Regions from separate parts of the Homo sapiens genome. Here region 2 is linked to region 1. Evidence: read pairs that join two places in POLR2A ChIA-PET (ENCODE). Cell type or tissue: OCI-LY7. All regions are shown on one strand. Links, peaks and the distances in the headings refer to the core of each region. The heading gives the core; the rest is flanking DNA. Region 1 overlaps PALM2AKAP2 (PALM2 and AKAP2 fusion). Region 2 overlaps PALM2AKAP2 (PALM2 and AKAP2 fusion).

The links. Peaks named below come from ENCODE experiments on the same cell type or tissue, not always from the same donor. Only the 100,000 strongest peaks of a DNase experiment are listed, where the experiment ranks them.
Region 2: POLR2A ChIA-PET joins it to region 1 with 11 read pairs; 4 of 35 experiments call an interaction of 5 or more read pairs at or near these places.

The regions. Positions count from the first base shown.
Region 1 is chr9:109,900,258-109,916,324 of GRCh38, reverse strand. All of the region lies in intron 3 of PALM2AKAP2 (PALM2 and AKAP2 fusion), which reads right to left. Among named protein-coding and RNA genes, the nearest start is that of PALM2AKAP2, 130 kb to the right of the region's middle. RefSeq lists enhancers at 9,052-9,121, 9,202-9,281. In OCI-LY7, for the core only: CTCF peaks have their summits at 9,358, 11,029, 12,375, 12,586 (motif pointing left) and 1 weaker place; DNase peaks (open chromatin) are centred at 7,124, 8,804, 9,344, 12,574 and 2 weaker places; H3K4me3 peaks cover 3,917 bases; H3K27ac peaks cover 7,223 bases.
Region 2 is chr9:109,999,349-110,015,415 of GRCh38, reverse strand. The region is part of intron 6 of PALM2AKAP2 (PALM2 and AKAP2 fusion); the gene reads right to left. Among named protein-coding and RNA genes, the nearest start is that of C9orf152, 200 kb to the left of the region's middle. RefSeq lists an enhancer at 9,622-10,123. In OCI-LY7, for the core only: no CTCF peak of the experiment used is centred there; no DNase peak of the experiment used is centred there; H3K4me3 peaks cover 731 bases.

The DNA.
Region 1 (16,067 bases), core at 5,370-13,369:
AAAGAGAAGGGAAGACAGAGCATGCTGGCTGCTGGGGACCCGTGCCATTCAATCTCCAGTTCCTGCTTCCCAGATCCTCAGCTACTCCTTTGCCCTTCTTACTTACAAAAGCCAATACATTGGGAGGCCAAGGTGGGTGGATCACTTGAGGTCAGGAGTTTCAGACCAGCCTGTCCAATGTGGTGAAACTCCGTCTCTACTAAAAATACAAAAATTAGCTGGGCATGGTGGCAGGTGCCTATAATCCCAGCTACATGGGAGGCTGAGGCAGGAGAATCGCTTGAACCTGGGAGGCAGAGGTTGCAGTGAGCCGAGATCATGCCATTTCACTCTAGCCTGGGCGACAGTGCAAGATTCCATCTCAAAAAAAAAAAGCAAGCCAATATATTTTCCCTTTGCCTGGGTGTTGGTCAGTTGAATCCAAAGGAGCACAGACAAATACAACTTGGTTTTTAATTGTTTTACTGTTTGGAGAGGGTCTTGTCTGTGAACTCAGGTGGGCTTCATTTTTCCTTCCCCATCAATGATGATAATAATTATTATAATACTAACAATTCTAATATTGTTTTTGCTAGATACAGTAATATATGTAACAATAATAATCATAAGGATTAGGATTATTGAGTGCTTACTGTGTGCTTGGAACTGTTATGAGTGTTTTACGTACATTATAATACTTAATCTTCACAATATCCCATGAAGTAAAAAAATCTGCAACTCCCATGACACAGATGGATGGATACACAGAAAGAGCACTGACTTGTCCAGGGTTGCAGAGATGATGTGCAGCCAGAATTTGGACCCTGGTGGTCTGGCTGGGGAACCAGTACCCTTTGCCCCTATCCTTGACATCCTCCCATGACCACTTGCCCTTTTACCTTCATTCCCTAAAGAATGCACATTGCAACACAATATATATTTTTCAAGCTCACAGAAGCACAGGTCAGACTGGGAGTAGAAGCCATTGAACTTAATTGCTCTCCAGAAACATGAAGTCCTTGAACTGTCCTCCACCCAACGATTATTTCACACCTTCTTGAACTTCTCCACACATGGGGAGCTCACCACCTCCCATGGCAAGCCAATCCCTCTTGGGACACTTAGGCCCATCGTAATGCCCACTCACAGATTTAAGCAATGTATCCCTCCCTATATCTTTCATTATCTGAGTTCCATCCCTTGAAAGGGCAGAGATCAAGTTTAGTAAACATCATGAATTATAAAGGCTCCACTCTGGGAAATGGGAAGATCTGGGGCAAACAAAACTTATTTTCCATGGTGGAGTACAGATACAAAGAGGTCCAGCAGTAGGAGGTGGTAGAAAGAGCAGAAAAGGAAAGGAGTAGAAAAACCAAGGGGAAAGAGGACTCCTGGGACCCTTCATGCAGTGAACTCAGCACCAACTAAAAGAGGAGGCAAGAGAAGCAGTAAAGAAGTGCTCACAAAATTCTCAGGACCCTATGAACACTTCTGAAAAAGGCTTACGCAAGACCAGCATATTCCTGACGATGGGCTGAGCCTTTATGAAATAACTCACTATTGAGAGACATAGACTAGGGTTACGCCCTACCCTATAGCCAAACACATTGCTACTCAGTTGACATGGGTTTGAATCTCAGTAACTACTCTCCGAATAAAAGGAGATGCTGACCAACTGGCTTAAGGTGCTTAATTCAGACCTGTTCTCTTCTCTGGAACTGCAGTTTCATAGTTGAGCAGTCAAGTGGGGTGCCTGTCTGGCCAACCTGCCAAAACAAGAACCTCAGAAGAAGTGTTTGCTGCTCAGAGGAGAGGAAAGCTGCCCACATGTTTATGAATTCAGCACAAGTAAAAGTGGAAAGGGGACTGCTAAGTTGCTCAATTTCCATCCTCCCCTTCTCTCAAAGCAATGTCATTCCTGTGGCTGAGCTGGGCATATGGCCACACAGAGTAAAGGCCACATCTCTCAGCATCCTTTGTAGCCACATGCTCTGGCCAAAGGCATGTAAGTGAAAGTGCTATATGTCAGCTCCTAGAATCTTCTTTAGCCCTTTCTTCTCCAGTTCTTTCTTCATCCTTTGCCTGAAATGCACATGTATGCAGCTGAGGCACAAACTGCCATCTTGGTCACTGTTGACAAGGATCAGTCTTTAGGGTTAAAGTGGAACAGGTCTGGGTCCCTAAGGAATTCACAGGGCACAGCCACCAAACAGCTCTTAACTGCATGCCTGTGGATGTTTACATAACTGCAGACCTGTGGATTTTTATTGAAGGGAGAAATAAGCATCTTGGCCGGGCGCGGTGGTTCACGCCTGTAATCCCAGCATTTTGGGAGGCCGAGGTGGGTGGATCACGAGGTCAGGAGATCAAGACCATCCTGGCTAACATGGTGAAACCCCATCTCTACTAAAAATACAAAAAATTAGCTGGGCGTAGTGGCGGGCGCCTGTAGTCCCAGCAACTCGGGAGGCTGAGGCAGGAGAATGGCATGAACCCAGGAGGCGGAGCTTGCAGTGAGCCGAGATTGCGCCACTGCACTCCAGCCTGGGCAACAGAGCCAGACTCCGTCTCAAAAAAAAAAAAAAAAAAAGAAATAAGCATCTTGTTTAAGCCACTGTTATTGTGGGTCTCTGTTCCTTGCATCCACATGGAATCCTAATTAATACAAGACACTTACCACATATTGTTGAATTTGAAGGAATGCTCTTAGAATTGTGCTGAGAATTAGGGATCACAGCTAATCAGAGCTTAGAGTCTTATCCATGACTCAGCAGCAGAAGAAAAAAAAATGAGCAATTGCAAGGTTGTGAATTCATTACTGCTAATCAACGCCTGTAAATGGGGTTGGCTGGAACTGTGCTTTGCCCCCCTTCTACTCCCCAAATCTCTGCCACATCCAAAGTCTCAGCAGAGAAGTTTCTACTCCTTGCACAATTATAATCACCCATGTCTTAGCATCTCTTTGGTGCGCTATTTGTGTCCGTCTGGCTTCCTGCCAGAGCCTTTGCCAGCTGAATTATATCAGAAAGAGCCAAGACATGCCTAAGTATACATTTTAAACACCTTTCCAGCCTTGCAGTGCAGCGAGCTGATCGCTCCTATAAATAAGACTTAACAACATAGAGCTCACCCATGACCTTGAAGTTTCAGTTATGTGGTGGGAAGAGAAGACTGATCACATGTGGTTCAGAAGTGAGTGTGGGGACAGGGGCTAAGGTGGCAGGCAGCTGAAAATTTTGCCTGCCCAGGGTCCCTCTGCCCTTTTCTTTTAGGAACAACATCCAGCTCCTCCACTGGGAAAAAAGTCTCTCTAGGGTTCCTTGTAGATTTGGTGAAACTATTGGTCAGAAGGCTCACATCCCTGGCCAAGGAGTAGAAACATATCTAAGCTAGGCCAACTGAACTCTTGCCCAAAGATCTTTGTCTTGAGAGAAGTGACTCAAAGAATAAAAACTAATCGGGGGTGAATTCGTCCCATGGTAAAACTCTGAAGAGACCACTTCATTAGTTCCTGCTGCCTGGAATTCCAGATCTGTCTGAGATGTGATTATCTGACCCCTTCTTCCATCCTAAGAATATTTAACCTCATCGATCTATCTATCTTATCTGTCTGTCTGTCTGTCTATCTATCTATCTATCTAATCTAGCTCTCTAGCAATCTATCTGTCCTATCTATCATCTATCTTAATACCTCCATTTCAATATTCTAGGTAGAACACTGGGAAGAATATTGTTTTCATGCAAATCAATGCTACAAAATTCATTTTCCACATTTCAGGAAGACAGCGCATTTGTTTCTATGGCACTCCACAAATATTTATCCTTTGTGACTCAATTTGTAAGGAAACAGCTTCCTTTTATTTAGATGAGTCTATCTGGAGTCACGGCAGATCATTTGGTATTTTAATATGAAAACATGTTAATGGCCCTTAAGTAAACAGAGGATTTCCACTTTTCCTTATGAAAGAACAGGGCCTTCCTTGACTGTAAGGTGTCAGTGGAAACTCAAGCCCATTTCCTCCTCTTTTTTTTTTTTCCTCACGTCATCCCTGAGACAGAAATATGGCAGAGAAGACAAGGGTCCCTTTAAGAATTCCAAAGGTCCAGCTCACATCCTTTCCTGGTGGCTCCCTCTCACCTCCTTCCCAAACCCCATCAAACTTCTTCGGCTGGAAGTTCACACCCTCCATGTTCTGCTCCCACCCCTTTCCAGCCTTATGCCTTCCTGTCTTCAGCCAAGACCTCAAACTGCTCCTGACAAAGCCAGGAAGGACTCCCCACTCTCAACTCCATTGTCTGAAAACAGATATCATAATAAAAGCCCAAATCAAATTACATCTCTTTAGGAATGTTTTCCATAATTCCCCCAGCCCCCCAACCCAGCCTGGTATGTTCATTCATTCTGATTCTCCACAGCATTTCTAACTTTTGGTACACTCTGCCTTGTATTAGAGTGTTAAAAATATATTTATCCTTCCCAACCCTATCTATACCTTCTCCCAAGTGCAGGCTTATTAAGAGATAGGACTATATATTTTGTGTTACTGTACCTCACATTCTTCCCTGTACATACAGATGCTCAATAAATATTTGTTGAGTGCATAAAAAGCAAAGCTACCCAAGAACATGCTTCTAAAGGATTCTATAGTGAATGTAACTTGGAGATGGTGATAGTAAATGTAATTTTTAAAATCTTGGCTTGGTTTTTCTACTTTCCCCTCAAATATACAAATTTAGATATTCAGTGAGAAAAAAGAACAATATTGGACTGATTTATATCTTGATCTAAGTATACAGCTGGGACATGGCAGCACTTTTCATTATTGATGGTGATGTAATCATATTGAAGCCCAAATACAAATAAATGAAAATTTCTCTCTCCATAAGTGTGCTTCAGCCCATGGAGACACCAGCTTTTCTCTCCTTTTCATGTGTATTTACTCCATCTGGAATCACATGACTCACACTATCAGAATCTGTGCAAGTGGATTTCCGTGTAGGAAATCATTTCCAGGCTTGAGCTGAGCACTGATTTCTTTGTTGTGATTCTTATTTGAGTCTGTTTCATCAGAAATAAAGAGTTTTGATTACAGGAAAGTGAGATTATTTCATTTCAAAGCAGTACTTTTCTCAATAGCTTAAACCCCCTCCTTTTCCCCCTAAAAATGTCCCTTTTTTCTAGGAAGAGAAAAAGTCCCATCCAGCCACACCTTCTGACCTCCAGCCTCTGACTCAGACTGTCTGTTGAAGGCCAGCGCCTCCACCCCTGCACCTGAGCTTGTGCAGACTGATCTGGGAGGATACCCCATTAACTATCCCCTCTCCCCTGTGTCTTCACCTCTCTCCAAGATGCCTCCTTCCTGCTAGTCAATAAACAAGAATTATCTCTTTCCATACTAAAAATAAGTGAACTTCTCTTGACCCTGCATCCTGTTCTAGTTGCTGCTGAATCCCTCTTCCAGACTTCCCCAAGGCCAGTCATCTCTTACTGCCTCAACATCCTCACATCCTGACCCCTCCTCAGCCTCAGTCCCTCTGCACTCACCGCCCTGCTGCGTCTGCTCCTAGTCAAGTCCATGCCTCAGCCTCAGTCCCTCTGCCCTCACCGCCCTGCTGCATCTGCTTTTAGTCAAGTCCATGCCTCAGCCTCAGTCCCTCTGCCCTCATGCCCTGCTGCGTCTGCTCCTAGTCAAGTCCATGACTGCCACGTCCAGCGGACCCTCTTTGGTGTGGATCTGTTTGACTTCTTCGTTTTTAAAAACATATTTGATCACTCTTCCTCCATGATGAAGAGACCATGACGCCATGTTCTCCATATGGGCACCTCTTCTCCTACTCTACCACTAAAGGTTTATTTGTTTTATTGTTCTTATTGATTAACATTTAATTCTTGGCTACTCATGTCCAGCCTCATGCTTTAATTCCTACCGAACATGCTTAAATCTATCCAAACTATATCTTCAGCATCTCTCCTGAACTCCAGCCTTTATGTACAATTGTATTTTGAATGTCTCCACCCGGATGGTCCACATACACAACATATACAGGACCAAACTCATCTTTCTCCATAGAGCTGCTCCTCCCTATTCTCTAGCTCAGATGCTGGTACCACCGTTAATCCATTCTACTTAGGAGGGAAACCTAGATGTTGTCTTCACCTCTGGCTTGACCCTCGCTTACTATCATCACGTACATGTATCTTATTAGTCACCAGGTCAACTAAGTGTCTTATTAGCCACCAAGCCAATTTGCCCCACAAATCTCTTTTCATAGCTGCTTCTCTTCAGCCCTAGTATAGGCTCTCTCCTAAATGCCTGCAACAACCTTCTAACCAATCTCTCTGCTTCTATGCAGCCCCATCACCCTAAAATCCAGAATGTGCCTAGACACACCACAATAGCACTCCCCTGCTGAAAACCCCTCATGGGCTCTCTGCTAAAGCTCATGGATATGACACACTCCCAGCCTCTCATTTACCTGCAGAAATGAAGATTTCCTTGTTTGGCTCAATGACTTTGCTCATACCACCCCTCTGCCTGGATTGCCCTTGTTCTCTCTCTTCCCCTTCCCATGGGTAATTACTACTCATTTTTAAAGCATCTGCTCAGGTATCATCTCTTTATGGAAGTCTTCTTTGGACTTTTCCCATGAAGGTGCTCTTCTTCTTTGCTGCCATATCTCATGGACATATTTCTACCACCAACTTTATCCCACTGTATTTTAATCACTCATTCATGGATTTTGGGCTCCCTTCCCTAACTCCAGTTTACAAACCTCTAGAGGATAATTACCATCACTTTTTCATCTTCCTTTGATGATGGCTTCTAGCATCTAGCTGGCCTGTATCTAGCAAGGAACCTGCCTCATTGAAAGTTCTCAGTAAGTGTTGGTTGAGTAAATGACTGTCTCAATGAACACATAAATTGTTTCTCAACTGGAAGTAGCCTCAAGCAGACCTTCCGGCTCAGTTCTTTCAGTCAAAAATGAATCTTAAAAGAACAAATTCAAATTAACATCAATCCTGGACTTAGTAAAAACAACAGATTAAAAAGAAACTGGTCTTATTTGCTTTCTCTGAAGCAGGAGGATGCAGAAGGTAACTGCTGTGTGGCTCTGTACTCTTTACCCCAAGTTCCCCAAATATACAATTTCATCTAACCCCAGGTGTGTGTGTGTGTGTGTGCGTGCGCGCGTGTGTAATGTACTATTCTTATCTACTATGAGGTACTCTTATTTATTCTCACCTAAATAAAACCATAAGTAGAAGATGCACAGATATGTAGGAATTGGGCCAGAATGATGGACAGTCTCAGCATTTACTTCATTTTGCCCTGTGACGCTCTCTGAGTTCACCCCTTCATGCAGGAAGCATCTGGGCTTTCATACCAGATTGTGAAAATTGTTTATGTGGTGCATTCCTCTCTTCCAAATCCCTGTTTACTCATTGTGCCTAAATCCAGCGCTCTGTGATAGCTTTCCTGCTGAGTTAGATTTTCCCATCGGCCTCTGTGTGTGTGTGTGTGTGTGTGTGTGTGTGCACACGCATCCATACAGCCTCAGCCACATCTTTCACAAATGCCCAAACTGGGAATAATCACCATATTTTTGCCTGTTGTCCATATTGGAGGTTACTCTGGAGAGACTGGTAGTGTTTTCAAGACGCATGAGTTAGTATCTCAATGAGTCATTCATTGAAAAAAAATTAACGTCAAACAACAGGGGTAAAATAGTTCACATTTACTGAGCATTTACTGTAATAGACAATGCCAGATGATATGCTAAATGGTTTGTAAGCATTATTCAATTCTTTGCACTTGGTAAAATATCTACTACTGTTATTCGCACTTGACAGATGAAGAACTTGAGGTTGAGAGAGTTCAAGCAACTTATGACCTTCCACCAGTAAGTGGCAGAGCTGGGATTCAAACCCAGGTCTGCTTGTAGCTAGAGCCTAGAATATTAACTGCTACCCTGCAGTGTGTCCTGCCTAAGAGCAAATGAAACCACTCCCAATCCAAATGTTTTCAGCATTTCCTCTTTTTGGGGTAGATTTTTCTTTTCCAACATCTTGATCAAAGGGAGCTGCTGTGGTTTAAGGAGAAAGCTGACTGGGAGCTCCTGTCACTCCACCCCTTGCCTGGCTTGGTCTTTCCATAGGATACACAGGATTTGGAAATCACTGCTCTATGAAAGCAGAAACAGCATGTATTGCTATGGCATCCACAGTGCCTAGAAGAGTATTTGCACACAGCCTGTGCTCAATCAATATAGTTCTAAAAGGGAACATTCTCTCTTGTGGTCACCTACAGCATGGATTTCCCTAAACTACCCAAAAGGACACCAAAGAATAAACAGCACCTCTGACCTTTGAGCCATGGACGGCAGAATGATATCTATCCGGAAGGTAGAGATGACGACTTAATTGTACCTGAAACAGAGACTAGGAAGGAGGTCGGCATGGGGTGCTATGGCAGTGGCTGGGAGGCTTCCAACTGATCCAAACTGCTCTTCCTCAAGAGAACTTTGTCTTGGGTTTTGTTTTGTTTTTTGCTAACTGTGTTTTCCGTGCTTGACATTACCAGGTGACAGCTTCTCCTCAGTGGAGAAATTTGTCATCCCACTGGGATAATTCCAGAGTTATTGTAAGAGTTCCTGCTCCCACCAGATCAAGCCAATCAGGAAGCTCCTCCACATGGGTTGTGCCGGGCTGATTGTTTCCCGCTTGGCTGCTTCCTGCTATTGTTCTCTGTCATGTTCTCAGAGGCGCAACTACTGAACCCTACCCCTTCCTCTCAGAAGCTGAGGGCTGCATCATGGCTTTGGGTCAAGGTATACTCGGCTCAGAGATCAAGGCATCTGGCAGAGAGAGAAAGGCCTGAAATGAAAATAGAGGCAGGCAGTTCCTGGCCCAGGTGACCAGAGCAGAAATCACAGAGCTTAAAACACCCAGAAATATGAGTCTTTCAGGTCTTGGAAGGGAAGTTTGAAATGTTCTGGGTCACTCATTCATGTTTATCGAGCATTATCAAGCAAGTGTTGGGCTATATTCAGTAACAGCTGCCCAGTCTCTACTTTTGAGAAATTCATCATCTCATGAGGGAGGAAGCTATATGAATAGTTACAATGCAGTGCACAGTAGAGCTCAAATTGCAAGACCAAAATGCTGCAGGAATGCAAAGAAGAGAGTCTGAGTAACTCTGCTTGTGGGGAGGCAGGGCAGGATTTCAGGAGGTTGGAACATGTCAGTAGGATCTTGAAGAGAAAAATGATCAAGGCATAGAGGTGTTCAGACAGCATTTCAAGCTAGGATGATAACATGGACAAAGGGGCTTTGATGCAGAAATGTGCAAGGCAGGCTCAAGTGAGTGAATGAGGACCTCTGTAGGACTGGCCTATCTGAGTGCACTCATGAGGGAAAGAAAGTGACAGGGAGGATCAGGCTCAGGATATGATGGCTCTTGAATGCCACACTAATGAGTCTGATTCGGAAAGTAACAGAAAGCCATTTGAGTTTCTTGTTTGTCTGTCTGCCTGTTTATGTGTTTGCTTTAAGTCAGTGATAGGATTGGCTATGTTCTAGAAAGACCATGTGGACAGATGTGAAAAGAACGGATTTGGATGTATGAAAGGGTTACAGAGTGAAACCATAAAGAACAATTAGGAGTTGTCCAAGCAAGGGATGGTGAAGCCAAGCTTAGCATGGACTACTGTGGGAAGCAAGAAGGTTCCATTTATTGATTTTTATAGTATAATGATGTTGACAACTTCCTAAGCTAACCTTTTTGCATTTGTGTGGCTGCACAGGCTGGGCTGAAAAAAAGTTGGCAATATTAAAGTGTAAAACTATTGCTGGGCACAGTGGCTCATGCCTGTAATCTCAGCACTTTGGGAGGCTGAGGCAGGTGGATCGCTTGAAGTCAGGAGTTCAAGACCAGCCTGGCCAACATGATGAAACCCCGTCTCTACGGAAAATACAAAAATTAGCCAGGCATGGTGGCACAGGCCTATAATCCCAGCTACTGGGGAGGCTGAGGCAGGAGAATTGCTTGAACCCAGGAGTTGGAGGTTGCAGTGAGCCGAGATTGCACCACTGCACTCCAGCCTGGGTGACAGAGCAAGATTCCATCCCCCCTACCCCCGCAAAATTGTAAAACTATGACCAGAAGTAGATTGAGGTTGCCCAGTGACTAGAGATTGGCTGGGGTTGGTGGGAGCCCTGGATTTTCCTCTTCTTTCCAGCCCACCTCTCAGCCACTTCCATGTGATGGCCCAGCTGTCCCAGGCACCACGGGGCACCTCTTCTTGAGGAAAAGAAGGAAATGCAACGTAAACTGACCATTTCTTCTCTTTTTTGTAAAAAAGTTTATTTGTTTATTTATTTTTAGTAGAGACAGGGTTTCGCTATGTTTCCCAGGCTGGTCTTGAACTCCTGGCCTCAAGTGATCCTCCCACCTCAGCCTCCCAAAATGCTGGGATTACAGGAACCTGCCACCATCCCTGGCCTGACTGTTTCTTCTCCCTGTGATCATTTATGGTAACGTGTTGGCCAAGGCATGAATTTGAAGCTTGAGGCCCTAATTTAAGATGTCCCAGGGACTGAACTGATATCATCTGAAGTCCAAGGACAGCCTGGCCCCTTAACCTACTGAGCTGCATTACTGCCCTCACCCGGCTGCAGCAAAACGGGGCTTGGGGTAGCCGACTGAAGGATGGTCATGGAGTTTGAGAAATGCTGAAACTTTTCTCCTGTATGGCTGAGAAACTGAGTCAGCATCTAACGCTGCATCCTGCATGTGCTGCGGGTAGATCGCCACCCTGCACTGTTGGTTTCTCACGGGCACAGTCGTTGCATTCTCTCTGGCATCTCTCTGCCTTTTTCCTGTCTTAGATAAAATAGAGACATTTTGCCTTACAAATGGCAGTGAGAAGGGCCTTTGGGGCCCTTTTCTGGTGGTACAGATGGTGTTGAGGCAGAAGTATCTGTATCCTGGCCCTGGCTCATGCGTGCCCCCTGGGAGGCTGGACAGGGACAATGGCCTCGATGGCTGAGTCCACCTGGCCTGAGTGCAGAGAACACTGAGCTTCAGGTGTTGAGTGGGTAGGTCACTGTCCCAGTACATTTATTATGGGAGTTGGAGACAAAAACTTTAGGAACTAAAACTAAAGTTTAAAATATTCTTTGGTGAACTTTATCCCTATAGACTTAACAGCCCTAATTCTATTTTACAACAGCTATTATGTCGAGAATGATGCAGATTTCTCAGTTTTCAAATCCAAAATGTTCTGTGAGGGTAGAATTTTCCTTACACCCAGGAGACTGCAAATTGGAACCTCCAGATACAAAATGATTCACACGCAGGGATCAAAGCCTGAGGGGTAAAGCAAATTTCCTTAAGCCAAATTTTAAAAGCCCTTTTACAGCACAGAAGTGGCTTGCATAACGTCCAAAGAAAAACAATGCCACTTAAAATCCACCCAGAGACTTATGCTTTTAATTAAAGCCCTCTGTCACAGAGATGATCTGATAGTCCACTTGAAATGTGAACTCTTGGATACAGAGATAGTACATCGTGCTCCAGAATAATAATTTTAAAAAACAGCCTGCCTCTTCCCGCTGGCTTGGCTTATGTGAAATCAGCACCGGCCACCTCTGTGTTCAGCAGAGGTCCCACCCCTGAAGTTGTCCTACCACATCCATCATTTCTAAATCCTGAGACTAAGGGAGAATTACCTGCTGAAAGCACACAGCAACTTCCCTGGAACCCTCAGCTATAAGAGAGTTCAAGACAGACTAGATTTGTTTTAGAAATAGTACAGGCATCTCGGTATGAGACGTCTCATGCAGAGGCAATGACCTGGGACCTGCATAAATGTTTTCATGTGAATGAATGAATGATCACAAGCCTCCTGAGCACATAAGAAAATTATATTCCCATGAAACCCAAGTCATAATAATAATAACAACATTTGTGTAATGCTTTAGAGTTTACAACATCCTTTCACAGCAATTAGGGATTATTTTATTCCCATGTTATAGGTAAGAAAATTGACAGGAAGGCAAAAGGGAATCTAAACACCTTTCATGCTGCAATCTGATTTTCTCCTCAATCTATAAAATGGTTATAATGATGCATATGGAATACCTACATCAAAGTTATGAAGCTTAAATGAGCTAATGTTTAAAATACCTCAGAACACTGCCCGCCTCCATGGAGCAAGTACTATTCAAATGTTTGTGCTTCCTTTCTCTTCCAGTGCTTTAAAAAAATTTAATTTAGAAACAAGTCTGTTAAATACAGCATTTATAAGATAAACCAAAGCATACTATTTAATAGAATAAATTCAAATTCATCTTAATATGTGCTTTGTGGCCCACAATATTCAGGAATATCTGTAGATTCTGATGTTAAACTGATTTTCCAGAGAATGAGAATACATTCTATCATTTGAATGCCAGAAGGAAAACTAAAGTGTTGATTATTGGCTTCAAGGATGGTAAAAGTTAAGATTGTGTATGCACATGTGTGTCTACATGTAAAAAAAAAAAAAAAAATCCAGAAAATCTGATGCAAGTTCGCTATGTGGGAGCGGCTTATGTGCACATGGAGGGCCATCTAGTGGCAGGTGAAGTCATAGTTCCCTAACTGAGGTAGCACATGTGGGAATTTAGGTAAAGCTGGGAGGAGACAGCTGTGATTCTGCTGATTTGGTATTGTGTACTTAGGAGGAGAAAGTTCATTAAATGTCCACAACACTGAACTCCTTGTTCCCTTGTTGTTTTCAAAGGAACAGTGCACTTGCCCTTAATGCTGTGTGCAAAAATATCCAGCTAAGCCATGTAACCCAGGAACAGGGAGAAAAAGTGGTTGGGAAGGTCCAGGGATTCGGGCCTTCTAGAAGTAGTGGGCCTATGTGAACCATCTTCATTGAGATCATCACTTTAGAGGGGGCACCTAATAAATGGGTTGCAGTAAGTGTCCCCAAAGATCAATTATGAACAACCCAACCAGTGGCCCTGTGGTCCAGTATGGCCAACCCCTCCCGGTACGCATATCCTCCCTGCCACCAAAGGCCAGTCTCGGTGCTGATGTGAACCCCAAGGCTCATGGCTCTCCTGCTTCTGAAAAGCAGCAGCAAGACCCCGCACAGCATGCTCCTGCAAAGTGCTCTTCCTCCCTGCGGCTGGCTCACCATGCTTCTCCGGCATGTGTGTCCCAGGCCCTTTGCTCAAGAGCAGCTCTTTCACCCGTGCATCTGGTAACCCAGTGACCTGGGCCAGGAGTGATATCTGGCTCATGAGCTCAAGCAGAAAAAGGTGTCCATGAAATCTCTGAGGCTCCAGAGACTGGGGCCTCTGTCATCTCAGCAATGCCAGAAACCAACACAAGGACCTACATAAAGTAGACCTGGGTATCTGTGGGACTGAGTGAGAACTGAGTAGGGACCGGCACTTATGGGCATGCACACTTGCTCCTTCATGTTCTCTTCTCACTTGGACCAGAAGGGCATAGATGTGTTCCACATGGACAGGGAATTCCTCCCAGAGCAGGCGTCGGTCATATGTATCTTTGGATTTCCAAAGTCCAAGCAGGGCCAAGGGCACAGTAAATGTCTGGAAACTGACAGTTAGACTCTGTCATGTGGCCATGAGGTCCTCTACTCTAAAAGCTAACTGAGAAGTGGCCAAGGCACTGAATACATTCATCAATGCATTCCACCTTTCAACGCATTGAATTCAACAGAAGTAGCACTTACAAAAGAAGTCAATGCTGACACATCTCACCTAACAAAGTGCCACTAGAAGGGCTTCCTGGAGTATCCAGCTACTTTTACTTCATTACAATGATGGCTCACTGTATGGCCTTTCAGGGGCTCAGTAAATTGAGGGATGGCTGAATTGACGTCATAATGAAAGAATGCTGCTGTTCTGATTATATCCCTCCCATGCTCCCATGGAGGCTCTGCCTCTGGCCAGAGAGAAACGGGAGCCACAGAGGACAAGCTCTCTGATGCTGTAAGGAGAGAAAGATGAAAGGGTGCTATAGAAGCTGGGAACTCACTATGCGCTAGGCACTGATGAGACACTTTACATATATTAACTTGATTAAGATTTACAACAGCCAAATGAGATACATATCATTGATTCCCACTTTGCAGATGGGTGAAGTAGCTTGCCCAAGGTCCCATGTAGTTAATGAGATGTGAGGCTGAGATTCAGATGAGGTCAGTCTGATACTGAAAAACGTACCCTTTTCGCTGCATCTGTAATAAGATCCTGCTCAGTCTTTGGGAACCCTGGGGAAAGAGAAACCCTAATCTGTGATAGAACTCTATTCAGATCCAAGATATTGCTGATATTTAAAAAAAGAAAAAGAAAAGGAGACAGCGGATGCAGCAATGCTTCTCCCTGCAACTCTCCAGAGCCGTGCGCTGCTTCTGTCTGATTCTTTCTCTGGCCCAGCCACGATGATCTTGGGATTTTTGAATGACTTGTTTTATTTGCTTTCTGGTGTTCTCATCCATCCTCTATTGGTAGATTGTCTTCCTCAGTCTTGCCAAATTCAACCAAAATGAGTGGCCTGCCCAGCTGGTTCCCAGTCTGCCCTTGACTTCTCTACCTCCTGCCTTGCTCTAATTGTGACATTGAACCAGCATCCTAACCTCACAACGGCCTTTATTATACCTCTGAAACTTCTAATAGTGTTCTGTGGCCTCTGGGATAAATTCTAAGTCCCTCCACTTAGCATTCAGAGGCCCCTGTGAGCTGTTTCCAATCTGCTATTCTGACTCTTCTCCAGAACTGCTTCTGTGGTTAGGCCTGAGATTATCCCATCTTCAAAGAGACAGAAGATCCTGCGAAGAACCTCCCTTTGGCTGGCCATGCCTGGACTGTTTCTCCTAATGGACAGAGTGACTCAGTGAAAGCAGGAATCAACTGTGTCCTCCCTGTTTCCACACTCATGTCCGTTCCCAGGGAGAGACAACATACCAGAGATAGTGACAACCTCCACGTGGAGCTAAGCCCCTCTCAGCTGTTTACAACAGGTGGCTGAGCTGAGAAGAGCCAAATAAGCTTGGTCTGCATAGAGTATCTGTAACAACCTGCTGACATTGCCCATTTAGCAGTCCAACTCCTAGGTGGTCACAGTTTCCTAATGACAGCATTATCCAGTAACTCAGGTCCAGTTCTGGAGCTGGGATACTACTTGAGGCTGAAAGGGCCAAATCTTCACTGAGGTCAAGGAAGGACCCCCATTTTCCAGTCTGGTTCCACCTAATGATATCCAGGTACATTTGCTCCATCTCAATAGCAACCATTCAGTTCATATCCCAACATGGCTTCGTAGTTCATTTCCTATGAGCTTGAAACTCCCTTCCAATTAATTGAGACATACTGAATTTGATTTACCTTTTACTTTTTAGAAGAAGAGACCATCACTGATTTAAAAGATTCAGGTATTAAAGGTTCTGGGTGCAGACCAGAATGTTCTGTCTGAAGTCAAAGTTAACTGTCTTTTGGTGGTAAGAAATATTTCTTGGAAGGAGATCTTCTAATGTCAAATGATGGGACTCAAGTACAATAGAAACGTCAGTCCAGAAGCTTCAGGAAATCTCTGAAAACTCCAAATTAAAAAACTCTAAAGGCTTGCCTCCCATTATTATTGGGTAGATTATAGGTCTTGTGAGGGTAATGACTGTCATTTTCATCTCTGTATCTCTAATTATGCTTGGCCTCCAGAAGAAGCACTTGATTGAATGATGAATACATTTTAGAAAGATTAACTCAGCCAAACACCACTGGGGTAAAAGCCCAAATCCTAAGGTCCTCCATGGTCACTACTTTCTTGAATTTCTACTATCTTGAGGACAAGTATGACATCTCTCAGTACTTGTTTACCCATCTATTGGGTGCCTAGACTGTCAGATCTGTAAGAGCAAGGGAGATGATTTTACTTATTTTCTGTAACTCCAATGCTTTGCCATTGCGATGCATGACACTCAATGGATACCTACTTAATCATTTTGACTCAAGTGGATGTTATATCAACCAATTTAGAGCAAGAATTGTTAGCAAGAATGTTTGTTCA
Region 2 (16,067 bases), core at 4,324-12,323, 100 kb before region 1:
TGTTGCCCAGGCTGGTCTCGAACTCCTGACCTCCGGTGATCCACCCACCTTGGCCTCCCAGTGTTGGGATTACAGGTGTAAGCCACCCTTCTGTTCTTCTCCACGAACTCTTCTTCTTCTCCAGTTCAGGCCTCATATTGAGACTCATTTGGGGCTTTAAAGTGAATCCCAGAACACAGAAATACACACATCTAATTCAATACCCAATAGATATGACTCCAGATTTTTCTGTGTTCTCAATATATCTACTGGAAATAACTAAGAATGTGTCGTCACTTTTAAAATCTGCCCATGTTCTCTCTCCAAGTCTTTAGAAATGCTAATGTTTCTTTCTTCTAAAGCTACCCGATTGTCTCCAAGAGTGGACATCCGGCAAGACACAAGATTTTGTTTTTTCTAATATCAAAGAAAAGATCAGGGGCCAGTGTGGTGTTTTGAAATATCTTTAAACACAATATAGTAAAATTGTACTAATTCAGATGCAGTTATGTACGTGAATAGAGTTAAAATGATCTACATTGGTGAAAAGTTTGAAGAAATGGCAAGATATATGTGTGTGTGTGTATATATATATATATATATATATATATATATATATATATATATATACATTTTTTTTTTTTTTTTTTTTTTTTTGAGACAGAGGACAGAGTCTCGCTCTGTCGCCCAGGCTGGAATGCAGTGGTGCAATCTTGGCTCAGTGCAACCTCCACCTCCCAGGTTCAAGTGATTCTCTGGCCTCAGCCTCCCAAGTAGCTCAGATTACAGGTATGTGCCACCACACCCAGCTAATTTTTGTATTTTTAGTAGAGACAGGGTTTCACCATGTTGTCCAGGCTGGTCTCGAACTCCTGACCTCACGTGATGTGCCCACTTCAGCCTCCCAAAGTGCTGGGATTACAGGAGTGAGCCACTGTGCCCAACTGGCAAGTGTATATTTTTAAAAACCGTAGGTTTATTGCAAGAATAATCATCTCCTTAAAGGTTAATAAAGCAATATTTGATAGAGTTTTTCAGAGTCTCCTTTAACAAGCAAATACAAATTTTATGATTGGTATAATAACTGTTTAGAAATAAGTGCTCATAACCTAATGTATTAAAAAGATTATTTTCTTAAGGAGGTTAAAATTATCTGTGTAATATTTGTTTACATTATTGATTTTCCTAAAAAAATACTTTTCTCTAAGTATTTAGATAGTTATCTAAGGATAGCTCAAGAACAATATTCATCCCAGAACTGTGTGAATAACCCAAATTCCAAAATTTCAACTGTCTAGCATTATGTTAAATCAGGATTGGCCATCTTTCTTCTGCTCGTCACATAGTAAATATTTTAGGCTTTGAGTTCATAGCATTTCTGTTGCAACTTCTCAATCTGCCCTTGTAGAGTGAAAGCAGCTACAGACAACATAGAAACAAATGAGCATGAGTATGTTCCAATAAAACTTTATTTACAAAAACAGCTAGTTTGTCCCATGAGATGTACTCTACCAGCCTCTGTGCTAAATCAAGAACCCAGAGATGTGTAAGATTGCCATACTCCAGCATTTCTAGTAAGAATCAACTGAACAAAAGGTGATGAATGACTAATAATTACTTGAAATTACATGATGCTTTAAGTAAATTAATACGAAATTAATGAAATTTTAATGTATTAACACTGGTTACTTTTTAAAGTTTACATTCTGGGTCCTTGAGAGCTTCATTTCATAGGATATATGCACAATGAATTACTCAAGACCTGTTTGGCTATAATTCAATTCATGGTGCAAATAGTTGTCCTCTCTGACTAGGTTGCAGGAATTGGGTCAGAGGAGTGTTGTGCCTTGTTCTACACTTTCTTCTCAAGGAATTGCTGCAAGGAGATTGTCAGCTTTATCTTAAATGCAAGTTTATAGAAGAAAAATCTTTGCTCCTACATGAATAGATTATTTCCTTGACATGCTTTGCTTTTAACCGACTAATAACCCCTCCTGCTTTAAGCCACTTTTGATACCTGTTGGATTTGGCTGGCAGAGAGACACAGATGTTGGGCATGATGGACAATCAGATGATACTTCACTTATGTAAGAGTCTGAATTACTGTTCAGCAAATATTCATTCTCCTCCTCTCCTGCTGTGGGAGAAATGATCTTCCCTGTCTCACTGATGTTTGCTTTGGCCAAAGGGATGTTAGAGGGCATAATGCAAGCAAAGGTTTGAAATGGGCTTAAGAGGTGAGGCTTGCACTCTGCTACAGCATGAGAAGGACAAGCCCCAGTCAGCCTGCAAGTGGATGAGAGTCCTGGGGAGCAGATCTGGATCCAATCTGCACCTGGAAGCCAAGCCAGGTCTAGATCAGCCAAGCCCCAGCCAACTGCATATGCATGACAACGAAAGCCAATGAGTTTTGGGATGGTTTGTCAAGCAGCATTATTGTAACAATAGCTAATAGATACAATCTATAACCAAAATTATAAATGAAAATCATTATGGATCAAGTATTTTTACCTTTAACTATGCTAATATAATTCTGCATATAAAAGTTTCATTCACAAGTGTTGGTTTTCATCTCTATCATCTCTATTATTTCACTTTGGAAAGAATTTTTTCTCTGCTATTATACAATCATTCCTTTTGTAAGCAACACTACCTTTATTAAAGGCTATATGGCCATAAGAAGGAGATGTGAGACATAAATATATATGTTGTCTCAATATTTTAGTCTTCCATCAAGAAAACACTTCACATTAGGAAACATTTCATAACAAGAGTGAGAGAAAACAGACATAGCATTTTAGTTTAAAAATGCTATTTTAGTTTTAAGTGTTTTAGTAATAACATTTTAATTTAAAAATGTGATTAATCCTGATGATAAGTTTGTAAGAACAGAAATGTTATTTTAAAAGCTAGAGGTAAAATTCCTTCCAAGGAGAAAACTGTATTTTGGAGAACAAAGCAACTCTATGGACCATTTGGGTGTGAAAATGTGGGTCCCACATCACAGAAGGAAGATAAGAAGGAAGAGGTGCAGTCAGAAGAGGGAAAGAAATTGAAAGAAATTAGGGCAAAAATTGGCAGTAAGAAATTACCAGGGGGTAATAAAAAAATACTTTTCTTTTTCTTTTTCTTTTTCTTTTTTTTGAGACAGAGTCTCGCTCTGTCACTCAGGCTGGAGTGCAGTGGCACTATCTCGGCTCACTGAAACCTCCGCCTCTCAGGCACAAGCAATTCTCATGTCTCAGCCTCCCAAGTAGCTGGGATTACAGGCACCCGCCACCATGCCCGGATACTTTTTGTAATTTTAGTAGAAACAGGGTTTTGCCACGTTGGTCAGACCGGTCTAACTCCTGACCTCAAGTGATCCAACCACCTCAGTCTCCCAAAGTGTTGGGATTACAGGCATAAGCCACCGTGCCCAGCCTAAAAAGGGCTTTTCAGAACAGCAATGTTTACAAATTCATTTTAAAGTATTTATTATGCTGTGTCATGATGTAATTCTTCCCTCACTCTCGTACCTATGGTGGAGATCTGTTCTACACCAGTATCTTGTGCTAGAGTTGTCTGTTGGAAGCTGAATGACATCCCACTTGGACTTGGGGATGGAAACAAGAGAGCAGCTGTGTGCCCATGGGAGCTCCCGGAGAATGTGGAGTCGAAGGAGGACACAATGCTAAGAATCTTGGAGAAAGCACTTAACCCACACACTGCGCACAGTAGACTACAGGCCAATTTTATTTGGATACCAAGGGGCAGGAGACCCTGTCTTCTTGAGAACTTGGAGATAGAAAATGACAGACACTTCTTTATAGGAAGATGTTTATACATCTGAAAATGCCACTTCCCTTTTCCAAAATGATTTCCATTCTGCCAACATGTAATGCATTGGACCAGTGGGTAGGAGGATAGCTTAGAATGCTGATTTGTAATCCCCTCAGCTCTAGAATTTTAGCAATGACTTTTAACATCAGCTTTCATGTTTGAGTTCCGGAGAAGAGTTTCCCCTCGACTAACATCCATGGTTTATAACTATAGCACCAACATTTGCAAAGCTTAGATGTTCAATTGTAAAAGACACATATTCTAGGCTGATGTATTTCTATTATTAGTTATAAAAACACAGTTTCCTCTGGTTGTAGGGGAAGAACCTATATAAAGAATCTGACCTAAGAACTTGGGGAAAAAAGTATATATATATATAATAGAAATATACATAAATCCTATATATATTATCTCCATATATAAATTAATATATATATTCCATACATATAAAAAATTACACATATTCTCCACATATATACATTTATATATTCTAGACAGAGAATATATATGGAATATATAGAGAAATATATAATTTATATATTCTATAAATATACTTTTGTATACTTATATACAAAAGTATATATATATATATATATATATTTTTTTTTTTTTTTTTTTGAGACAGAGTTTCGCTCTTGTTGCCCAGGCTGGAGTGCAATGGCACCATCTTGGCTCATGGCAACCTCCGCCTCCCAGGTTCAAGCAATTCTCCTGCCTCAGCCTCCTGAGTAGCTGAGATTACAGGCATGTACCACCATGCCCGGCTAATTTTGTATTTTTAGTAGAGACAGGATTTCTCCATGTTGAGGCTGGTCTCGAACTCTTGACCTCAGGTGATCCACCTGCCTCGGCCTCCCAAAGTGCTGGGATTACAAGCGTGAGCCACCGTACCCAGCCCAAAAGTATATACATTCTATAAATATACTTTAGTATTTTAAAATATATTTAAGTATTCTATAAATTTAAGTATTCTATATATTTATAGAATATATAAATAGAATAGAATATATGGAATAGAATGTATAGAACATATAGAAATATAGAGAATTTATATATTCTATATATAGAATTTATATATGTAGAGAATTTATATAATTATATTATATATTGCTATATTAACTATTCTATACATATATAGTATGTATAATACATATTATATATATAGTATGTATATTAATTGTATATTCTATCTCTATATATAGAAATAGATATTATACTTCTATATACTGCACTTTCAAACAACCATTTTCCTCTTACATTCCTCTTCTCCCTTTGCTGAAATTCTTACTTATAATGTCTTTGAGAAGAGAAATTACATTTATATTATTCCTATAATCCCTAGCAACATTACTACAATCTTTATTCCATTTTTAAAATACAAGACCAAACCTTGAGGAAAGAAGAGAATAAGTTTGCATTTCCCTGCGATAGGAGAAATTGAGACCTGTCTACTTGTAGCTGAGGTTATGTTTATAAATATCCATCAGGGACAGTTTTATAAAGACCTCTCAGAAATAAATGAAATCAACCACCATAACATTTTTTGTATTGCTTTTTATACACCCTCTCACCTAGCTGCACAGTCAGAGGAATAAGTCCATTAGCCCAGGCTCCAATTCCTTAGCGCCAACATCTGTGTCTCCATTCACAGGGCGTGCTCTGTTGACTTACATGGCTGCCCTCTCTGCTACTAACTTCTGTTGGGAAGAGTGCATGTGAGGGCAGACAGAGGTGTGCCACCAGAACAAAGGAGCTGAGTTCAGGCCCCAGCTGGAGAAGCCAGGGACACACATGAGGATCTGCAGGGAGAGGGATTTGGGCTGGTAGCAGGAAGCCATGAGGGTTTGAGTAGAGTACCCTGTAGACAAAATAACTTTGCATCTTTTTTTTTTTTTTTTTTTGAGACAGAGTCTCACTTTGTTGCCCAGGCTGGAGTGCAGTGGCGTGATCTCAGCTCACTGCAAGCTCCACCTCCCGGGTTCACACCATTCTCCTGCCTCAGCCTCTGGGGTAGTTGGGACTACAGGCGCCCGCTACCACGCCCAGCTAATTTTTTGTATTTTTAGTTGAGACAGGGTTTCACCATGTTAACCAGGATGGTCTCGGTCTCCTGACCTCGTGATCCACCCGCCTCGGCCTCCCAAAGTGCTGGGATTACAGGTGTGAGCCACCGCGCCCGGCCAACTTTGCATCTTTGAACAAAGGGAGACAATGTAACAGTAAACAATGAAGGCGTCAGGCGGCTAAAGAGACCTGGTGAAGCAGCAATGGATGGCATTCCAGAAAAAATCACTGGGTGACTTCCTTAGCTCTGACCTTGGTTAGTACTAAAAATAAAATAAAAGTAAAAGTAAAATTAAAGGGTCAAAGCCTCAGAGGGAGAGAGTGGCACGCATGGAAGGACACTGACTGTACCCACACTCCCTGTAATCACCAGGCACCACCACGTGAAAACAGAGTAAGAGAGAAAGACAAGTCTGAATGGACCCGAATGTGCAAGAGAGTGGAAATTTGCTCTCGCTCATTGTCTACACAGATTTTAGATGGATCACTGGACAAAGAGGGTGACTGGTGGCCATTAATGCCGCTCATGCAAATATTCCCAGTTCTTTCTCCTTGCAGACATGTAACAGGATTTCACTTCCTGGCCTCCTTAGAGTTGCTGAGGTCATGTGACCAGTTCTGGCCATTGGATGTGGGCAGCAAGGTGTCCTACATCAGCAGTTAAATGCTCCAGCCCAGAAGTAATAGATGTCTCTGCTGCCCACACCCATTGGCCAGAACTGGTCACATGACCCTGCCCCTCTACCACAGCAACTGGCAATCCTAGATAGTGGCAATTCTGTTAGCCTAAGCCCCAGTGTAAGGGCAATGCAGCACAGAGACACAAGCAACCCACCTTGGCCATGTAATATGAGTGAGAACTAAACTGCTATTGTTTGAAGCCACAGGATTGGGGATTGTTTATTACACCAGCATAGCCTAGCCCAGCCTCATGGGAAGAAGGAGTCCTTCTAGACTCGCCTTCCCCATCAACCTCCAAGTCCCATGATAGAGACTCCTTTGGATAAATTTGCTGTGTTCTAGCCTCAAAATCAATCCTGCCATTTAAGTTTTTTCTCCTCAACCAGGTTATAATGGCCCATACTTTCTTTTTTATTAAATAAATTTAATTATTATTATAATAATTATTATTAATTTTGTAGAGATGAGGTTTCACCATGTTGCCCAGGCTGGTCTTGAATGGCTCATACTTTATACTTCTTTTGGGCCACTCTCTGTTTCCACTGTGCCCAGTTGCACGGTTTAGTTGTGTTGGGACTCAGAAAACATACCCTAAAATGAAAACCTCAGAAACAACAGTTTTTCTCTGACATTCTTCTGTCCTCCTGTCTCTCATTCTCATTCTTCCCCAGGGCTAGCCGTAGAAACTAGAACCCCTGTTCCCCAAAGGGTAGTCACAGAAACCAGAACACTTTATTCCCCCAGAGCCAGCCACAAAACCTACAGGTATAACTCAAACTTTCCCACCACCTTTCTGTGTAACAACTGGCCATGAAAAATTATCTGACCTACCTAATTTGACTATAGTCATAAGGCCCCCATTCCAGAAGGGGTCCTGCCTCACACTCAGAAGGAAGGAATGCATGCTTAGAGGATGCATGCTGAAGAAGAATCTAGACAGACAGGCCTTGCTGGGTTTCCTCACTGTCTATTAACATTAGATTATATCCTTTTTAGATCTACATGGCTGTCCAAACTTTGTTGAAACTAAGTACAAAAATGGGCAATTTCACCTCTATCTTTGGGTATTCCTTCTGAAGGCTCCCATGCACATGTTAAATAAATTTATACGTCTTTCCACCAATTATTAGCCTTTCGTGAGTTGATTTTTCAGTGAACCTTCACAGGGTGAAAGGGAAAGTTCCTTTCAGTTCCCTACAGTGGCATCTCAGAAAAGGATTAGGTTCTAAAGAGAAAAGGCAGAAGTTTGCATAGTCAAAACTCCCCTTGAAAATTCCTTAAATCTCCCAATAAGTACAATATAGTGTCATACCTCACTAAAACCCAAAAGTTCCAGCTTAGGAACAGACCTCCTTTTCTCATGTTAAATACCAGATGATGTTGCTGGCTTGTACTAAGAATCATGTTGTACAAAAATATGTATCTTGAAACTCTAGAATTTCTTGGGATTTGTTGATGCTCAGATTTTGAGAGATACAAGATGCTGAGACCAACTGTGGGAACAGTCATCCTCATACTGTATCATTTAGAATGCTTTTACCTGCAGGTGGTAGAAAGATTATTTAATGGGGCATTAAACAACAGAGGATTGATTGGCTCATATAACAAGTCCCAAGGTAGTATGGCACCAGAGGTGGCTAATTCAGTGGCTCAATGCCCTGATGGCCTCAGTTTGACCTCTCTGCAATTCTCCTGGCTTTTCTCTGATGTCCCAAGATGGACACAGAAGTTCCATGTGTCATTAAAATGTTCAGAGACAGGAAAAGGGAGGATTCTCCTCTCCTCCCTTTTTAAGAAAAAAGAAGCTTTCCCCAAAGCACCCCCTACCCCTCACCAAAGCTGAACCCCCAAAGTCTCACTGATCAAAAATACAGCATAAACCTACTCCTAAACCAATAAGGGAAAGGGAATAGAATCATCAAAACTGGCTTGGAGTTAATGAACCAAGAATAAACCCTGGGTTGAGGAAGGTCTCAGCCTTCCCTGAGGATGTGGCCACCTGGAGGATGAAAAAAGGAATGAAACAGGATCTTGACTAGCAACGACAGGAATAGGTAGGGGGCCATCAGCTAAGCACTTAGTAGAGTCAGTCTGTCACAAGAGGATGCACATGTAGATTGGAATGGCAGGCAGAATCACTTATGTTATATAAATTTATATTTTTTTCTCTCTCGTTCTCATTAATTTAGTTAGAAATACACACTCAGGGCCAGGAATGGTAGCTCATGCCTGTAATCCCAGCACTTTGGGAGGCTGAGGTGGGAGGATTACTTGAGCCCAGGAATTCAAGACCAGCCTGGGCAACATGGCGAGACCCCATCTCTAAAAACAAACAAACAAAATTAGCTGAGCATGGTGGCATAGGTCTAAGCCTGTATTCCCAGCTACTTGGGAGGCTGAGGCAGGTGGATCATCACTTGAGCCCAGGAGGTAGAAGCTGCAGTGAGCTGTGTTTGCAACACTGCATGACAGAGTAAGATCTTGTAAAGAAAGAGAGAAGAAAGAAAGAAAGAAAGAAAGAAAGAAAGAAAGAAAGAAAGAAAGAGAAGGAAGGAAGGAAAGGGAGGGAAAGGAAAGAAAGAAAGGAAGAGAGAGAGAGAAAATGGAAGGAAGGAAGGCAGGCAGGCGAGAGGAAAAGAGAGAAAGAGGAAAGAGAAGAGATATAGAGAGAAAGAATGAAAGAAAAAAAAAGAAAAGAGGTGGAGCCAAGATGGCCGAATAGGAACAGCTCCAGTCTATAGCTCCCAGCATGAGTGACGCAGAAGACAAACGATTTCTGCATTTCCAACTGAGGTACTGGGTTAATCTCACTGGGGATTGTTGGACAGTGGGTGCAGGACAGTGGATGCAGCACACCAAGCATGAGCCGAAGCAGGGTGAGGCATTGCCTCACCTGGGAAGTGCAAGGGGTCAGGGAATTCCCTTTCCTAGCCAAGGAAAGGGGTGACAGACGGTACCTGGAAAATCGGGTCACTCCCACCCTAATACTGCACTTTTCCAATGGTCTTAGCAAACGGCACACCAGGAGATTGTATCCCACGCCTGGCTCAGAGGGTCCCACACCCACAGAGCCTCGCTCATTGCTAGCACAGCAGTCTGAGATCAAACTGCAAGGCGGCAGCGAGGCTGGGGGAGGGGTGCCTGCCATTGCTGAAGCTTGAGTAGGTAAACAAAGCAGCCAGGAAGCTTGAACTGGGTGGAGCCCACCGCACCTCAAGGAGGCCTGCCTGCCTCTGTAAACTCCACCTCTGGGGGCAGGGCACAGCCAAACAAAAGGCAGCAGAAACCTCTGCAGACTTAAATGTCCCTGTCTGACAGCTTTGAAGAGAGTAGTGGTTCTCCCAGCACACAGCTGGAGATCTGAGAATGGACAGACTGCCTCCTCAAGTGGGTCCCTGACCCCCGAGTAGCCTAACTGGGAGGCACCCCCCAGGAGGGGCAGACTGACATCTCACATAGCCGGGTACTGCTCTGAGACAAAACTTCCAGAGGAATGATCAGGGAGCAATATTTGCTGTTCACCAATATCTGCTGTTCTGCAGCCTCCGCTGCAGATACCCAGGCAAACAGGATCTGGAGTGGACTTTCACCAAACTCCAACAGACCTGCAGCTGAGGGTCCTGACTGTTAGAAGGAAAACTAACAAACAGCAAGGACATCCACACCAAAACCCCATCTGTACATCACCATCATCAAAGACCAAAGGTAGATAAAACCACAAAGATGGGGAAAAAACAGAGCAGAAGAACTGGAAACTCTAAAAATCAGAGCACCTCTCCTCCCCCAAAGGAATGCAGCTCACCAGCAATGGAACAAAGCTGGACAGAGAATGACTTTGACGAGTTGAGAGAAGAAGGCTTCAGACGATCAAACTACTCCGAGCTAAAGGAGGAAATTCGAACCCATGGCAAAGAAGTTAAAAACCTTGAAAAAATATTAGATGAATGGCTAACTAGAATAACCAATGCAAAGAAGTCCTTAAAGGACCTGATGGAGCTGAAAACCACGGCACGAGAACTACGTGATGAATGCACAAGCCCCAGTAGCCAATTCGATCAACTGGAAGAAAGGGTATCAGTGATGGAAGAGCAAATGAATGAAATGAAGTGACAAGAGAAGTTTAGAGAAAAAAGAATAAAAAGTAACAAACAAAGCCTCCAAGAAAAATGGGACTTGTGAAAAGACCAAATCTACATCTGATTGGTGTACCTGAAAGTGACAGGGAGAATGGAACCAAGTTTGAAAACACTCTGCAGGATATTATCCTGGAGAACTTCCCCAATCTAGCAAGGCAGGCCAACATTCAGGTTCAGGAAATACAGAGAATGCCAAAAAGATACTCCTCGAGAAGAGCAACTCCAAGACACATAATTGTCAGATTCACCAAAGTTGAAATGAAGGAAAAAATGTTAAGGGCAGCCAGAGAGAAAGGTCAGGTTACCCACAAAGGGAAGCCCAGCAGACTAACAGTTGATCTCTCAGCAGAAACTCTACAAGCCAGGAGAGAGTGGGGGCCAATATTCAACATTCTTAAAGGAAAGAATTTTCAACCCAGAATTTCATATCCAGCCAAACTAAGCTTCATAAGTGAAGGAGAAATAAAATACTTCACAGACAAGCAAATGCTGAGAGATTTTGTCACCACCAGGCCTGCCCTAAAAGAGCTCCTGAAGGAAGCACTAAACGTGGAAAGGAAAAACTGGTACCAGCCACTGCGAAAACATGTCAAATTGTAAAGACCATCGATGCTAGAAAGAAATTGCATCAACTAACGGGCAAAATCACCAGCTAACATCATAATGACAGGATCAAATTCATACATAACAATATTAACCTTAAATGTAAATGGGCTAAATGCTCCAATTAAAAGACACAGACTGGCAAATTAGACAAAGAGTCAAGACCCATCAGTGTGCTATATTCAGGAAACCTACCTCATGTGCAGAGACACACATAGGCTCAAAATAAAGGGATGGGGGAAGATCTACCAAGGAAATGGAAAACAAAAAAAGGCAGGGGTTGCAATCCTAGTCTCTGATAAAACAGACTTTAAACCAACAAAGATCAAAAGAGACAAAGAAGGCCATTATATAATGGTAAAGGGATCAATTCAGCAAGAAGAGCTAACTATCCTAAATATATATGCATCCAATACAGGAGCACCCAGATTCATAAAGCAAGTCCTTAGAGACCTATAAAGAGACTTAGACTCCCACACAATAATAATGGGAGATTTAACACCCCACTGTCAACATTAGACAGATCAACGAGACAGAAAGTTAACAAGGATATCCAGGAATTGAACTCAGCTCTGCACCAAGTGGACCTAATAGACATCTACAGAACTCTCCACCCTAAATCAAGAGAATGTACATTCTTTTCAGCACCACACCACACCTATTCCAAAATTGACCACATAGTTGGAAGTGAAGCCCTCCTCAGCAAATGTAAAAGAATAGAAATTATAACAAACTCTCTCAGACCACAGTGCAATCAAACTAGAACTCAGGATGAAGAAACTCACTCAAAACCGCATAACAACATGGAAACTGAACAACCTGCTCCTGAATGACTACTGGGTACATAACAAAATGAAGGCAGAAATAAAGATGTTCTTTGAAACCAACGAGAACAAAGACACAACATACCAGAATCTCTGGGACACATTCAAAGCAGTGTGTAGAGGGAAATTTATAGCACTAAATGCCCACAAGAGAAAGCAGGAAAGATCTAAAATTGACACCCTAACATCACAATTAAAAGAACTAGAGAAGTAAGAGCAAACACGTTCAAAAGCTAGCCGAAGGCAAGAAATAACTAAGATCAGAGCAGAACTGAAGGATATAGAGACACAAAAAACCCTTCAAAAAATCAATGAATCCGGGAGGTGGTTTTTTGAAAAGATCAACAAAATTGATAGACCGCTAGCAAGACTAATAAAGAAGAAAAGAGAGAAGAATCAAATAGACGCAATAAAAAATTATAAAGGGGATATCACCACCAATCCTACAGAAATACAAACTACCATCAGAGAATACTATAAACACCTCTACACAAATAAACTAGAAAATCTAGAAGAAATGGATAAATTCCTCGACACATACACCCTCCCAAGACTAAACCAGGAAGAAGTTGAATCTCTGAATAGACCAATAACAGGCTCTGAAATTGAGGCAATAATTAATAGCTCACCAACCAAAAAAAGTCCAGGACCAGATAGATTCACAGCTGAATTCTACCAGAGGTACAAAGAGGAGCTAGTACCATTCCTTCTGAAACTATTCCAATCAATAGAAAAAAAGGGAATCATCCCTAACTCATTTTATGAGGCCAGCATCATCCTGATACCAAAGCCTGGCAGAGACACAACAAAAAAAGAGAATTTTAGACCAATATCCCTGATGAACATCGATGCAAAAATCCTCAATAGAATACTGGCACATCAGTATTTTATTTGATGTGAATCTAGCAGCATATCAAAAAGCTTATCCACCATGATCAAGTGGGCTTCATCCCTGGGATGCAAGGCTGGTTCAACATATGCAAGTCAATAAACATAATCCAGCATATAAACAGAACCAATGACAAAAACCACATGATTATCTCAATAGATGCAGAAAAGGCCTTTGACAAAATTCAACAACCTTCATGCTAAAAACTCTCAATAAATTGGGTATTGATGGGACGTATCTCAAAATAATAAGAGCTATCTATGACAAACCCACAGCCAATATCATACTGAATGGGCAAAAACTGGAAGCATTCTCTTTGAAAACTGGCACAAGACAGGGATGCCCTCTCTCATCACTCCCATTCAACATAGTGTTGGAAGTTCTGGCCAGGGCAATCAGGAAGGAGAAGGAAATAAAGGGTATTCAATTAGGAAAAGAGGAAGTCAAATTGTCCCTGTTTGCAGATGACATGATTGTATATCTAGAAAACCCCATCATCTCAGCCCAAAATCTCCTTAAGCTGATAAGCAATTTCAGCAAAGTCTCAGGATACAAAATCAATGTGCAAAATTCACAAGCATTCTTATACACCAATAACAGACAAACAGAGAGCCAAATCATGAGTGAACTCCTATTCACAATTGCTTCGAAGAGAATAAAATGCTTAGGAATCCAATTTACAAGGGACATGAAGGACCTCTTCAAGGAGAACTACAAACCACTGCTCAATGAAATCAAAGAGGATACAAACAAAAGCATGAACATTCCATGCTCATGGGTAGGAAGAATCAATATCATGAAAATGGCCATACTGTCCAAGGTAATTTATAGATTCAATGCCATCCCCCTCAAGCTACCAATGACTTTATTCACGGAATTGGAGAAAACTACTTTAAAGTTCATATGGAACCAAAAAAGAGCCTGCATTGCCAAGTCAATCCTAAGCCAAAAGAACAAAGCTGGAGGCGTCACGCTACCTGACTTCAAACTATACTACAAGGTTACAGTAACCAAAACAGCATGGTACTGGTACCAAAACAGAGATATAGACCAATGGAACAGAACAGAGCCCTCAGAAATAATGCCACATTTCTACAACTAACTGATCTTTGACAAACCTGACAAAAACAAGAAATGGGGAAACAATTCCCTATTTAATAAATGGTGCTGGGAAAACTGGCTAGCCATATGTAGAAAGCTGAAACTGGATCCCTTCCTTACACCTTATACAAAAATTTATTCAAGATGGATTAAAGACTTAAATGTTAGACCTAAAACCATAAAAACTCTAGAAGAAAACCTAGGCAATACCATTCAGGACATAGGCATGGGTAAGGATTTCATGTCTAAAACACAAAAAGCAATGGCAACAGAAGCCAAAATTGACAAATGGGATCTAATTAAACTAAAGAGCTTCTGCACAGCAAAAGAAACTACCATCAGAGTGAACAGGCAGCCTATAGAATGGGAGAAAATTTTTGCAATCTACTCATCTGATGAAGGGCTAATATCCAGAATCTACAATGAACTCAAACAAATTTTCAAGAAAGAAACAAACAACCCCATCAACAAGTGGGCGAAGGATATGAACAGACACTTCTCAAAAGGAGACATTTATGCAGCCAAAAGACACATGAAAAAATGCTCATCATCACTGGTTATCAGAGAAATGCAAATCAAAACTACAATGAGATACCATCTCACACCAGTTAGAATGGGGATCATTAAAAAGTCAGGAAACAACAGGTGCTGGAGAGGATGTAGAGAAATAGGAATACTTTTACACTGTTGGTGGGACTGTAAACTAGTTCAACCATTGTGGAAGTCAGTGTGGCGATTCCTCAGAGATCTAGAACTAGAAATACCATTTGACCCAGCCATCCCATTATTGGGTATGTACCCAAAGGATTAGAAATCATGCTGCTATAAAGACACATGCACACATATGTTTATTGCGGCAGTATTCACAATAGCAAAGACTTGGAACCAACCCAAATGTCGAACAATGATAGACTGGATTAAGAAAATGTGGCACACATACACCATGGAATACTATACAGCCATAAAAAATGATGAGTTGATGTCCTTTTTATGGACATGGATGAAGCTGGAAACCATCATTCTCAGCAAACTATGGCAAGGACAAAAAACCCAACACCACATGTTCTCACTTGTAGATGGGAATTGAACAATGAAAACACATGGACACAGGAAGGGGAACATCACACACCGGGGGCCTGTTGTGTGGTGGGGGGAGGGGGGAGGGATAGCATTAGGAGATATCCCTGATGTTAAATGACGAGTTAATGTGTGCAGCACACCAACATGGCACATGTATATATATGTAACAAACCTGCATGTTGTGCACATGTACCCTAAAACTTAAAGTATAATTAAAAAAAGAAAAAAAATAGAGAAAAATGGAATGGTCCATTCAATAAATACAAAAATTTCAGTCTTTAAAAAAAAAAAAAAGGAAAGAAAAGGAAGAATCTACACTCAAATTTGTGTAAGCTAAGTACACAGGGGATCCTGGGACTCAGCCTTCTGCTGCCAGCTCCTCCTTGGTGGTGTCTTAGCTCAGCCCCAGTGTGGCATCTCCACCTCCACCCTCTGCTGGGAACTCACAGTTCTGATCATGGCCCCATTTAGTGGGACACAAATTAGGGCCTAGGCAGGGAGAGCCCTGACATGTGTCTCATGGTGCTTCCTGGTCGATGCTGCTTCAGCGGGCCGTTCTCCACGCAAAGCACCTGTGGGCAGGAACTGGGCTTATACACAGTTAGTCTCATCCAAGTGTTTGTTAAATGAGAAGTGTTAGTTCTGGGCAGGAAGTTTTGGGCGACAGGAGCTTCAGAGAGTGCCGAAGGAGAAAAGAAGAATGCTACAAGAGAGAAGGCAGAGGGCACTGGGAACAGATGGTCCCAGGCCTCAGTCCATCCCCCTAAACTGGAGAGGCAGGAACCACATGGGTGGACTAGACTAGACCATGTCTGGGTGGTGAGACCCTGAGCACATTTTTTTTATTTTTATTTGTTTTTATTTTATTTATTTATTTATTTATTTTGA